2 separate regions of the Mus musculus genome follow, and region 1 is linked to region 2. Evidence: chromatin loops called from intact Hi-C (ENCODE). Cell type or tissue: left cerebral cortex. All regions are shown on one strand. Each heading gives the region's core, and the rest is flanking DNA. Links, peaks and the distances in the headings are about the cores only.

The links. Peaks named below come from ENCODE experiments on the same cell type or tissue, not always from the same donor. Only the 100,000 strongest peaks of a DNase experiment are listed, where the experiment ranks them.
Region 1: a loop joins it to region 2, with 2.7 times the contacts of the local background. A loop is called at or near these places in 7 of 42 quality-filtered maps.

Annotation. Positions count from the first base shown.
Region 1 is chr6:145,357,962-145,363,611 of GRCm38, forward strand. No RefSeq gene overlaps it. Among named protein-coding and RNA genes, the nearest start is that of Gm38926, 12 kb to the left of the region's middle. In left cerebral cortex, for the core only: a CTCF peak has its summit at 2,281 (motif pointing right); a DNase peak (open chromatin) is centred at 2,246.
Region 2 is chr6:146,269,248-146,274,897 of GRCm38, forward strand. All of the region lies in intron 37 of Itpr2 (inositol 1,4,5-triphosphate receptor 2), which reads right to left. Among named protein-coding and RNA genes, the nearest start is that of Gm35596, 52 kb to the left of the region's middle. In left cerebral cortex, for the core only: CTCF peaks have their summits at 3,188 and 4,232; DNase peaks (open chromatin) are centred at 2,049 and 3,199; H3K27ac peaks cover 207 bases.

The DNA.
Region 1 (5,650 bases), core at 1,180-3,679, 910 kb before region 2:
AATAAATATGCATGACTGTTTGGAGAGAGGAGTGTCAAGATGTGAGAGCAGATAGAACTCTGGAGACAATTCAGGACGGTGGCATGTGGGTGCCATGTCCCCGACCTCATCTACACACATGTCAAGGCTGAGAAGGAGCCTGGACGCCGTCTCTTTGAAAATCCATCACCGCAACATTTTCAAAGGCAGATTAGAAACAGATGGAAAAAACAGTTTATTTTATTTGGAAAATCGGATTCCCTTCTGGGAGACCTAGGGCAACAAACATCAGGATCTGGCTCTGCTCACATTTCCTGGCTCACTCTGAGACTGGAATATACGGTTAAGGATGGTTCAAGAAAATATGTGTGTGTGTGTGTAAAGAGAGAGAGACAGACAGGCCGACAGAGACAGACACACACAGACAGCAACAGAGAGACAGACAGGCACACGCACACATACACACACACACACACACAAACACACACACACACACAAACACACACACACACAGAGAGACAGAGAGAGAGAGAGAGAGACAGACAGACAGAGAGAAAGAGACAGACAGACAGACTGACAGAGACAGACAGCGACAGAGAGACAGACAGGCACACACATACATACACACACACACACACACACACAGAGACAGAGCGAGAGACAGACAGACAGACAGACCGACAGAGACAGACAGACAGCGACAGAGAGACAGACAGGCACACACACACACACACAGAGAGAGAGAGAGAGAGAGAGAGAGAGGGAGAGAGAGAGGGAGAGAGAGAGAGAGAACCACCTGGAGTCAGAAGGCATGGGATTCTCTGGATTAGGAGTTACAGGCAGTTGTGAGCCACACAAAGTTGGTGCCAGGAACCAAACTCAGGTCCCCTGGAAGAGCAGCGACCAGTCTTAATGGCGGAACCATCTTTTCAGCCCTAGACCTTTTCTGATCTGGTCACACCATGGTGAGCAAACAAGAAACATGATTCTTGTGTCCCTCTAATCAGGACTTTGGGCTGTAGCTAATGCCTTCCGTGGTTTAGACCTAACTTAGGATCTTGTGATTCATTTAACTGTCATGTCTCTCGAGTCTCCCCTCCTGTGGTTCAACTCTAGCCTTCCTTTCTCTTTGATGACCTTGGCATTTTGGAAAGGACAAGCCAATTATTTTGCAGACTCTCTTTCACTTCGTGTCAGAAGTTTCCTCATGGTTAGATTCAGTTTATGTGTTTTGGCAAAAATGCCTCATAAAGAATGCGTTCTTCTTAGGGTATCGGTCTAGAATGTGAGTGGAACCTGTCTGTCCAAGCACTAAGGACATTCTCTTTGATTGCTAGACGGTGTGTTGCTTAATAACTTTTGCTCCTATAAAGTACAATTTTCAGGAGTTTCTTTAGGGCCAGGGCTTGAAGATGATTCTAGACCAAGGATGTCCCCCTGTAGTGAAAGAGTGTCCAATTCTGTCCAACATGACAGCCAGTGAGTGACACGTTTTGGGCACTTATGACAAAGGGTGCTATTGAAGACATCAAAGGGGGTACAGTCGGAATGTCAGAATGCTCATAAAACAGCCTGTATGTACCAACATCTCCTAAAACAGACAAGTACTGTGCTTTGGATCTTTGGACCAGGGGCTTAGGGCAGAGAACCATGTTCAGAGCTGAAGCCTCAGAGCTCATGGCCCAGCGGTTGCCTGGCGTTAGAGTGGCGCCCGGGAAGCCACCTCCCATCTTTATTTCAGAAGTAGCTGCTCTAGAAGCTCTAGGCAGAGCCAGGGTTAGCGCGACTTCATTCTGTAACCCGGGCTGTAGCCTGTTGTGATGACTGCTTTTTGCGGGGGTGGGGGTCGGGGGAGGGGAGCGTCTGAATCATTCTAAGAAAATGGGGCTTGGTTTGTTCGATGAGTTGGGGCCAGGTGAGATCCTGCAAGAACACTGTGTTGTTCTTGGAAGTGATTAAGGTTGAAGCACAAGTTCGGGGAGAACGATTGTATCCCTCATAAAAGTGGATTCTGTTCGTTTTAAGGTACACAATAGAAGCTGTGGCCCAGACTCGCCCCAAAGGCAGCCTCGAGGGCATTTACACGCACAGATGGGCATGCACTCAGGAGAGCCACTAAGGAAAGCTGACGTTGAAACGCCCACGTCTTAAGCTATCTGCTGTGAACCTCTGCAAAGATTCATTTTTTTTCTTGCCAAATATAGCATTCAGTTACCAAGTGGAATTGTAAAAGTTTACGTTTTCATGAAAATTCCGGTAATGTTTTTTCCCTCCTCCACCAACGTCTTCTCAGTTCACCACTAGAGGGCACTGTTGGCAGTGAGATCAACAGGAAGGAAGCAGAAAATTGTCTAGTGTTTCTTTGTTGTGTGTGTTTTAAATAACTTTAAATTACTTCCTTTCCGTCAGTAAATAAAAACGGAAATTTAAAAGCTACTCTACTTACAGTTTATATGGACTTGTGTTTCCACTCACCTCAGATACATACAAACCTTGAGTGTACTCCATTAACAAAATAAATAAATCATTGTAAAATGTAGTTCCAATTTCTCCCAAATGCTTCCTTTCCCCAGGCACCTCGCACACTCCTGTACATCCTGTTTGGAATGTTTCCCGCACTTGGAAACGCCTTAGTTGGTTTTTTTTTTTTGTTTGTTTGTTTGTTTTGTTTTGTTTTGTTTTAATTTCTGAGCCGGTTAAACAATTTTACTTTCCCAATCACACTTTCCTGTCATTTGCTTCCAGACCCCAGAGCAGCGAGGGATCTTTCTGGTATCTAGCTTAAGCTATTTATTTCCCGTGTACCATATATACATATTCTGCACGCACACACATGCACAGGAAAGCACATTCCATGTCTCCATTTAGAGGTTACAGAGGTGGCAAGCGTGTCTGCATTCTGAGGGCGCATCCAAAGCTGCTGTCTAGCCATAAGCTTCATGCTTTTGAGGAAAACCTCAACGATGACTCCAGGGGCAATCTCTGCCTCCTTTCAGTGAATGCTGGGCCGTGTCACCATCCTTCAGGCTCACACATTAGCCCCGTAGCAGGCTCTAACACAGGCTCACACAGGTTCTGCTTGGATTTAGTTCTAGGAATTGGCCTGAGGACTGGAGGGAGACTGCTGGTTGGTCTATCGGCCACAGGTAGGGAACGACTTCTGTAGAATCTTCCAGAACAGTGGAAGTGCTGGTGCTTACTAGATTTCCTACGTTACTTTCTGTTACTGCGATAGCACCCTGACTAAGTCAACCTGAGGCTGGAGCTGAAGCGGAGGCCATGCAGGAGCGCTGCCACTGGCTGCTCACTGGCTCACATTCAGCTACCTTTCTGACCTGGATGGACTGCCTGCCTAGAGATGGTGCCGCCCACAGTGGGCGGGGCCTTCCTCCAACAACTAGCAATCAAGAAAATGCCCTGCAAACACTCCCACAGGCCAATCTGATGGAGGCGATTTCTCAACTGAAGCTCCCTTCCCCCAGCCTCTCTAAGTTTGTGTCAGGTTGGCAGGTGAAGCTATGACATTAGGTAGGGACACAGAAGCCACAGGAAACTGCAGAGTCAGCATCCATCCAGGCCCCCTCCCCCAATCAGGGCTGTCATTGTCCCTCACACTTGCTCTGCAGCAAACTCACATGGCCCTGGAGTTCTGAGTCCCTTAGATCTCGTGCCCGACTCACAACTCCTCTCGCTGCCTTTCCACTACAGGCAAAATGAGCGCCCTGTGAGTGAGCAGTGGTGTCGTCTGGAACTCCAGCTTTGCAATACACCGCAACAACAGCTCACCACTCACGGTGGTTCAGGGCAAAACTTAGCAGCGGCTGCTTCTGCTACCCCAGGGCATCTTTTCCTGTATGCCCGGATTGCCATCTCTGCCACCACAATCTCCTCCAGTGGATTACTTTCTCAAGTTGCTACTGGACCTGCAACTGTAAAGTCCAAGTTGCCAAGGCCTTCCAGGACTTAGCTGCAGCCTATCTAGTAACCAGGATGCCATTAGCTTCCCCTACACGATGGCACTGGAGCCAATCCCAAGTCTCCACGAGGCTGTGTGTTCCTCCAACCACCTGTTAGCCAGATCCCTCCTCTCAGCTGAGGATGGCAAGATGGCATTAAATAGGCTAATATTTGTATGAGAGTAAGCCATCACTGTAAGAAACGAGGGTCAATGAATATTTTGGGCCAAAGGTAAAACTGTTTTAAACATCACGGACCACGTGTGTACCGCCCACCCAGCATTTAAAAACTCAAAGTGAAGCTGAGTTCATGCGGTCGGCCGCAGACTAGATTTCGTTCCTGTGAGCTTTAGTTTGTCAGCCTTTGAATGAGAGGTAAGAGGGGAGATCTGTGGGAGGCTGGAAAAAGCTCCAGAGTCCACCCGGGCTTGAATACACGAGGGACAGAGCGAGGGAAGTTTCTGGAAGCATGCTTGATCATCTGTGAAGGCCTGAGGAAGGCTGTCAGGGAGTGCTCGAGCCCAGACCAGCTGTCGTTTTGACAGCTCTGGAGAACAGGATTGTGATCCTTTCGAATAAATACGTGTCCACCTTCCTTCATCAGAGCAGGGCTTCGAATGTTTTCTGTTCATGACCCTTTCTTGTCTGAGAAACTTTTGCTACCCTGTGTGTATAAGCAGATGTAACAGGTACGTAAGTCAAATGTTTACTTAGGGTAAAAGCCTTCAGGTTTCGGAAACAATTCTTTGATACATACGTGATTTTACTGTTCATTACAGACAGAACCGTTTGCACATCACTGGATGTGTGTGTTGGTTTAATTCAATGTGGTTTGATACGCGCTGCGGTAGGAAGCATGGGAAGTCTTTTTTTTCCCCATAATTAGACTATTGTGCTTCCATAAGAGAAAGCTTCGAATAGACCGTCAAACACAACGGTTTGTAACATATAATAGTTTTAAATCTGAGGTGTGTCCTTGGTGAAGCGTTCGTTAGCCGTGTGGTGTGCAGCACAAAGTGTAACTGTTGTATGTTATCGACTGAGAAGTCCTGGTTCTGTGAAGGCTGAGCAGCCAAGTCTCAATGACTGTGGGGAAGTTGGAATGTTGTAGGTCCAGAACCTAATTACCTTGATCTTAGGTGACCTTTAGCCTACTAAGTAGCCATTTACCCCACACCACCCTAATGTCCTGATTACACACAGATAAAACCCTTCTGGAATGTGTTCACTTAGCAAACTCCCAATTTTCTTCCAATGAAATTGCACAGGGTCATCAGAGAGCAGCCGAGACTTCTCTGCTTCTCCGTGACCGCCTATGTAATGTTTTTGAAGTATCTTTGTCGAGTTACTATAAAAACTTCATGAAATTCCTTTTGCATCGGAACACTGGATTTGGGGGTTACCTAAATCCATGTTTCCAGGCCATGGTCACCCATATTTGGCTCCAGAATAAACTACCTCTTATTCTCTTTGATGTGAGAGTTGGTGTGGACAGTGCCATGACTGTAATGAAGTTTCTCCATACAGCACAGGTGAGTTTCGTCAGAAACCCCCCTAGATCTGTTCCATGTTGGATTGCGAGTTAATGTCCACTAGTGTCCAAACCTTTCTCTGCTGCTGACATTTCTTCAACTCAGTCCCATGTGGAGTCAGGGCCTGCAGCTCGAGGACAGGGCTTAGAGGCCAGCTGTCCTTGGGGACATTCATATCCACTT
Region 2 (5,650 bases), core at 1,984-4,483:
TCCATCCACATCAGAAGCACAGCATAAATAGAGGTGTGGAGATGCTGTCCCTGAAGGTGAGAATATTAGACAGGAAGTAGACATGAGTCTCACATCACAGCCACCTAGGGAGCATCGCTGGGGCTGGGGAGTTGTCTAGGCAGCTAGTGTGTGCTCTATGCAAGTGTAAGGGCTGGAGTTTGGATTCCTAGACTCTTTCGGGAAGACAAGTGTGGCAGGTGAGCTGTAACTACAACCTCAGAAGGCAGAGGGGACCCCCAGGACAAGCTGAGAGACACTAGCCTTTTCGGGAGAGCTCCGGGTCTGGCTGAGAAACCTGTGTCTGGTATGAAAGAGCAGCTGGGATGATTCCTGATATCAACCTCCAGCCTCCGCATGCACCCATGCAAGCCTGAGTCCACCACACACATGCAAACATGCATATACACACATGTGCACCAGACACATGCACATGAATATTAGATAAATTAAATCAAAAGCAGACCTCCTGGGACCCGCATCCCAAGGATAATTAATCAGCATTGCCCTAAATTGCAGCCGTGGGTGTGAACCGCTCGCACACTGTTGGTGTGGACCACTTGCACAGACATGTGAAACACTCAATGGTCTGTTTGAAACCCATATCCCATCACCACTAGCAGCCTAACCCTGCCCTGCTACCCTTTGGTCCAGTGGAACGATCATGCCTCCTACAAACATGCATTCTGCTGACAGGAAAGTAAATCACACACGTGTGTCGAATGTCCCGCCTAAGTCAGATCATCTATGAAAGAGCTGATTGTTATAATCTCATTTTGAGTGTGTTAGAAAACAACACGCAGAATCCACATATGTACGATAAGGTTGGAATAAAAATGGGGATTTCAACAAACTCCCATCCGGAGGTTTTAACGAATAAGAGAAAAATAAAAAGACCTTTTGCAAGAGGGAAAAAAATGAACAACATTGGTTTTGTTACAGTTTAAGAGGAACCTACCCAAAATCACAGAACTGAACAGCTAATCCCTGTTGACACAGCAGAGTGGACTGAGTCTGGGCTTCAGGGCCTTTGATTTCTACTCACAGCCATTAGCATCGGTCTGACTGCTGAAATCCTGCAGGCAGGAAGCCAGAGGCGGTCAGGAGAGCTGAGCCCAAGTTGGCTGTATTCTGGGTTCTCTGTGAGGCCCCAGGGAAGATAAATGAACCCTCAGCCTCTCTCCCTACACCGACCGACCGCTGCCTTCCTGCAGACTCCAGATCTCCTTCTGAGAGATGCAATCTGAAGTCTCAGCCATATAATAAGGGTGAATTTCTGACTGGTCCCAATTCCACAACTCTCACAAAGAAAGTAAAATCTGCCCAAAGTTTCTAACTTCAGATAACCTTCTAGGTTATCTGAAGAGCCGGAAAGATGGCCCCACAAGGACAAAGGCCCCAAGGGTCTGGCACCCTCCACGGCCCATGTGGATACCTGCATATGCAGATGCACATACACAAACAAAGATAAAATAAAAATCTTTTAAAAAGAAAAGTCCACTTGAACTCATAATTTAATTTTTTCTCACTAATGTTCCTTAAAATTTGCAAATTTCCTTTTTCCTTCATAGACCACGCATTGGGGGAAAATACTGGTTGCTACCTACACAAATTCCCAAAAATAATGTCCAGTATGTTACTTTTGTAGTAGTAGTAGGAATAGTTGTTGTTGTTGTTGCATTAATTGCTGAATCATCATAAAAATATTTTTAAGTGATGTGGGACAAGTTTTTCTAGTGAGGAGGACTGAGTTGCTTCCCTCCACTTCATTATTTGTCCGTATTACATAATACTTAATTTTCTCTCTTCAGGAGCATAATGAGATACAGACAGACAGACAGCAAATGTCCTTGCTGGAATTAGTGTGCACACTCATCAGTTATGTGCAGCCGATCAACATCTGCTTTCTAGTACAGAGCGGCCAAAGCTTCTCTCACGCAGACTCACGGATCCTTCAGAGCAACTGAATTTCAGGCAATGGCATTGCACAGCACGTGACTTGTCTCCAGTGAAGCACAGCGCCAGACACTGCAGGAGTTACATAACCACAGGCTGCTGCTGGCAGAGCCGCCTCAGTGGCTCAGCCGTCCGTGTCTCCTCCAACCACACCCTGCAGCTCTGATATGCAGTGTACACATGTGTTGTCATGTGCCTGGGGACTTTCTTGGCAGTGAACACAAGACACGGTTTCCTGCCTACCAGTAGGGAGAGGTCTTTTTTAAAAGTGATCACACTGTATACAGATCATATCAGGACAGAAGTCACCACAAGCCACAGCAAAAGCAGGTGTCAAATGTACACTGTACAACTCTCCCCCTGCCCTTTCAAATAAACTTTTAGATTGTGGCTACATTGGGATAATTTATTTAAGATGTTATAGTAAGTATAACCAATTGTCAATCATAAGTGTTTCTCCAAATGTGAGCCCCAAGGAACAACTAACTCCAGACACACATGGTTTGTTCCCAGCGCTTGGACAGAACACGCACTATCATGAGATATCATGAGTATATCTAGTTTCCTGGTGATGCTACTCTGTTAACGCTGAGCTCACATGAGTGTGGTGAATGTGACTGAGCATCTACGCACCCCCAGGCCTTCTCTTATGCTAATGCTGGGCCCTAGTGAAAAAGCACTGAATGCCAAATGGACACCTATCCTTTTCTGTATTCGAATTCTCATTCTAAAAAAAAAGTCTATCTACATACAAAGATCCTGAACCCAGGTATAAAGCAATCAATGTGTGCCTGCTATTTTCAAAAACAAGAGCTTGGCAGGCAACCTGCGATGGTATGAACTTGACACATGAAGAGAAAGCAGAGACTACCCACAAACACACAGAAGAAGTGACAAACATGTGTTTTTCAGGATTCCAAGATGCACCTATGTCTTTATTAAATACCAAAGTAATACCGAAGGAAGCGATTTAATATTACAGTAGCTAAAATTAAACAGGGGAAGAGTTGTTTAAAATAACACCAATGACTAGAATTCTGAATAAAACCTGAACTAGATTTAGGTAGAAACAGTTTTGATCTCACCTGGCTTGAATATTTAAAATTATATAGTGAGAATTCAAAGTATCAATGAGAAGAAATGAAAACATTTATATAATTTAAAGGTTTGTACTCAGCTACTCCAAGAGACATCATTTATGGAACAGTGACGCCTACTGGTAACTTGTGATATTGCATCTCAATTGTAGCCCTGCTCTATGGTCTGCCCACTGACATCTAAGGAGGCAGGGAGGCCATATACACAGGTGTTGAAGTTGGAGCAACCAAAATATGTTATAGACACTCAGAAGTATGTCACAAATAATGCTATTAGTTTGTGCAAATAATTTATGCTTAAAAAATGAATCCAGGCCTGACAAGATAGGCAAGTAAGCCTGGTTCAAACCTAAGCTTAATCCAGCCTCACTCACAAAGTTGTCCTCCTCCACAGCACCCACTATAGTAAGTGATTTTCAAAAGATTTCAATGTAAATATTGCTACCAGGAGGTGAGCCATGAAGACAGGGACCAGCAAGAGAGCAGCATCCTCAAGTCCCTATGGCCTGCCCATCACCAAAGCTTTCCAAAGCCCAGGTCTCCACGCCCTCTCTTCTATACCTTCTGTCTGATACATTTTAGTTTGGGTTTTATGACAGACATACAAAGTTATCCTTGATCAGATATATCTCAAATACATCTCAGAAGTTCCGGTCTGGACAGCTACAGTCCTCTTCCACGGACCTCACTGTCTTGGGTATTGCTCACCAACGTCATCACATCAGGTACACCTCAAAGAGTGAGCCAGCTCTCATCAAAACCCCCAAGCCAGTAAGTTCAGGGATGAATTCCACTCTCACAGCCTTGACTATCATACCTTGGGAAGATAGTTTGAACTCTCCAAATCTATACTCCAGGATGACAGAAACAAGCCTCCATACCTCACAAACAGGAAACTCAACACACGGCAAACTGTATCCTGAGCATGGTGTGTGCATACGTTTGCCTGTGCTCCATCCTAGGCAGTGATCCCCATCTTCTAGGATATTTCTCTTTCCGTGACCCTAAGGCCTATAAGACTTACTTCTTAAAATTAGCTCTTCTCATGGGCCTGGAAAAACGGCTCAGTGGTTAACAGCACTGGCTACTCTTGCTCAGGAGCCTGGGTTCAACTCTCAGCTCCCACGGGGTGGCTGGGTACCCTCTGTAACTCCAGTTCCCAGGATGCCATGCCCTCTTTAGGACTCTACAGGTACTGCATACACATGGTACATATACACGCATACAAGCAAGACACCTCTATACATAAAGCAATAAGAATTAAGTCTTCAAAGTGTCATTTCTCTCTCCATTCCTGAGCCATTCATGGGACACAATTTATACCTAGTTAGACCAGTATAACCCTGCCAGACCCAGAACCCAGCTTCTGAGTCCATCGCTGTCAACATTCCTGCTGGGATTCATCATCCATGAATCAGGAGTCTTGGCTCCCATTGCAGTACCAAACAGTCTCCAGCTCCTTGCTCTCCGCCTCATGCAGACTGCTCTGTCCTCTTTCTCATCATAGAATCTACATTCTTCATTGGCTTAGGTGAGTCCAGGACACTTTGTATACATTGCAGTCAAAGAAACGCACGGGGTTCTTAGTCTCATAAAAGTCACTGTCATTGAGGAAACACATAACTACAAGAACAGAAGTGATCCAGAAGGGACATCCTCTGAAACTCGCTAAGACAGACAGTAAGTGAGGAGCTGTGTCTGATAGGCTCACCCTGAGAGGCACTGGATGTGACTCTAAAGAAGCAACCAGGCACACGGACTACAATAGGAACAGCATTCCAGGCAAAAGGAACAGACAATGTAAAAAGCACCAATGAAGAAAGAGAGAGGACATGTGACCACGGGACAGTCACACAGGAGAGAGAGGCTGGGATGCTCGACGGAATGCTGGGCCCTATGGAATCTGGTAAGAAATGTGAATTCCTCTTGACCAGTAACAGAAAACCCTTGTGGGGCACTAAAAGGCACATGACATGAGTTAAGACATGCTGTACAACCTTTACAGAAAGAGCAGACTGACATTCACAAACGTGGGGACAGAGGAATTGGGAGGTCATGTGCCTTGCCTCCTCTCAGTTGCTGACATGAAACTCCACCCGCCAAAAGCCACTTACAGAAGAAATGGTTTATTTCAGCTTCCAGACCACTATCCATCATAGAGGGAAGTCAGAGCAGAAACTCAAGGAGAAGTTTGAGTCACAATCCATCGGGAGAATTCTGATAGATGGCTTGCACCCAGGGTCATGCCTAGGTAGCTTTCTTACATAGCCCAGTATCACCGCCTAGAGAATGGTGCTGCCCACAGTGGGCTGGACCCTCACATCAGCTAATAATCAAGATAGTCATCCATAGATGTGAAAGCTCTCCCTCAGTAATTCAAGTCTGGTGAGTCAAGCCTAACAATAGACGCCAAAAGGCTGCAAAGTTGGCTCAGCCATTAGGAACATTGGCTACTCTCCCATAGAAAACCTGTGTTTGGTTCTCAGCACCCATATCAGTGGCTCACAACCACCTGTGACTCTGGGTCTAGCGCCCTCAACTGTCCTGTGCAGGCATTTGCACTCACAGCACAAACCAAC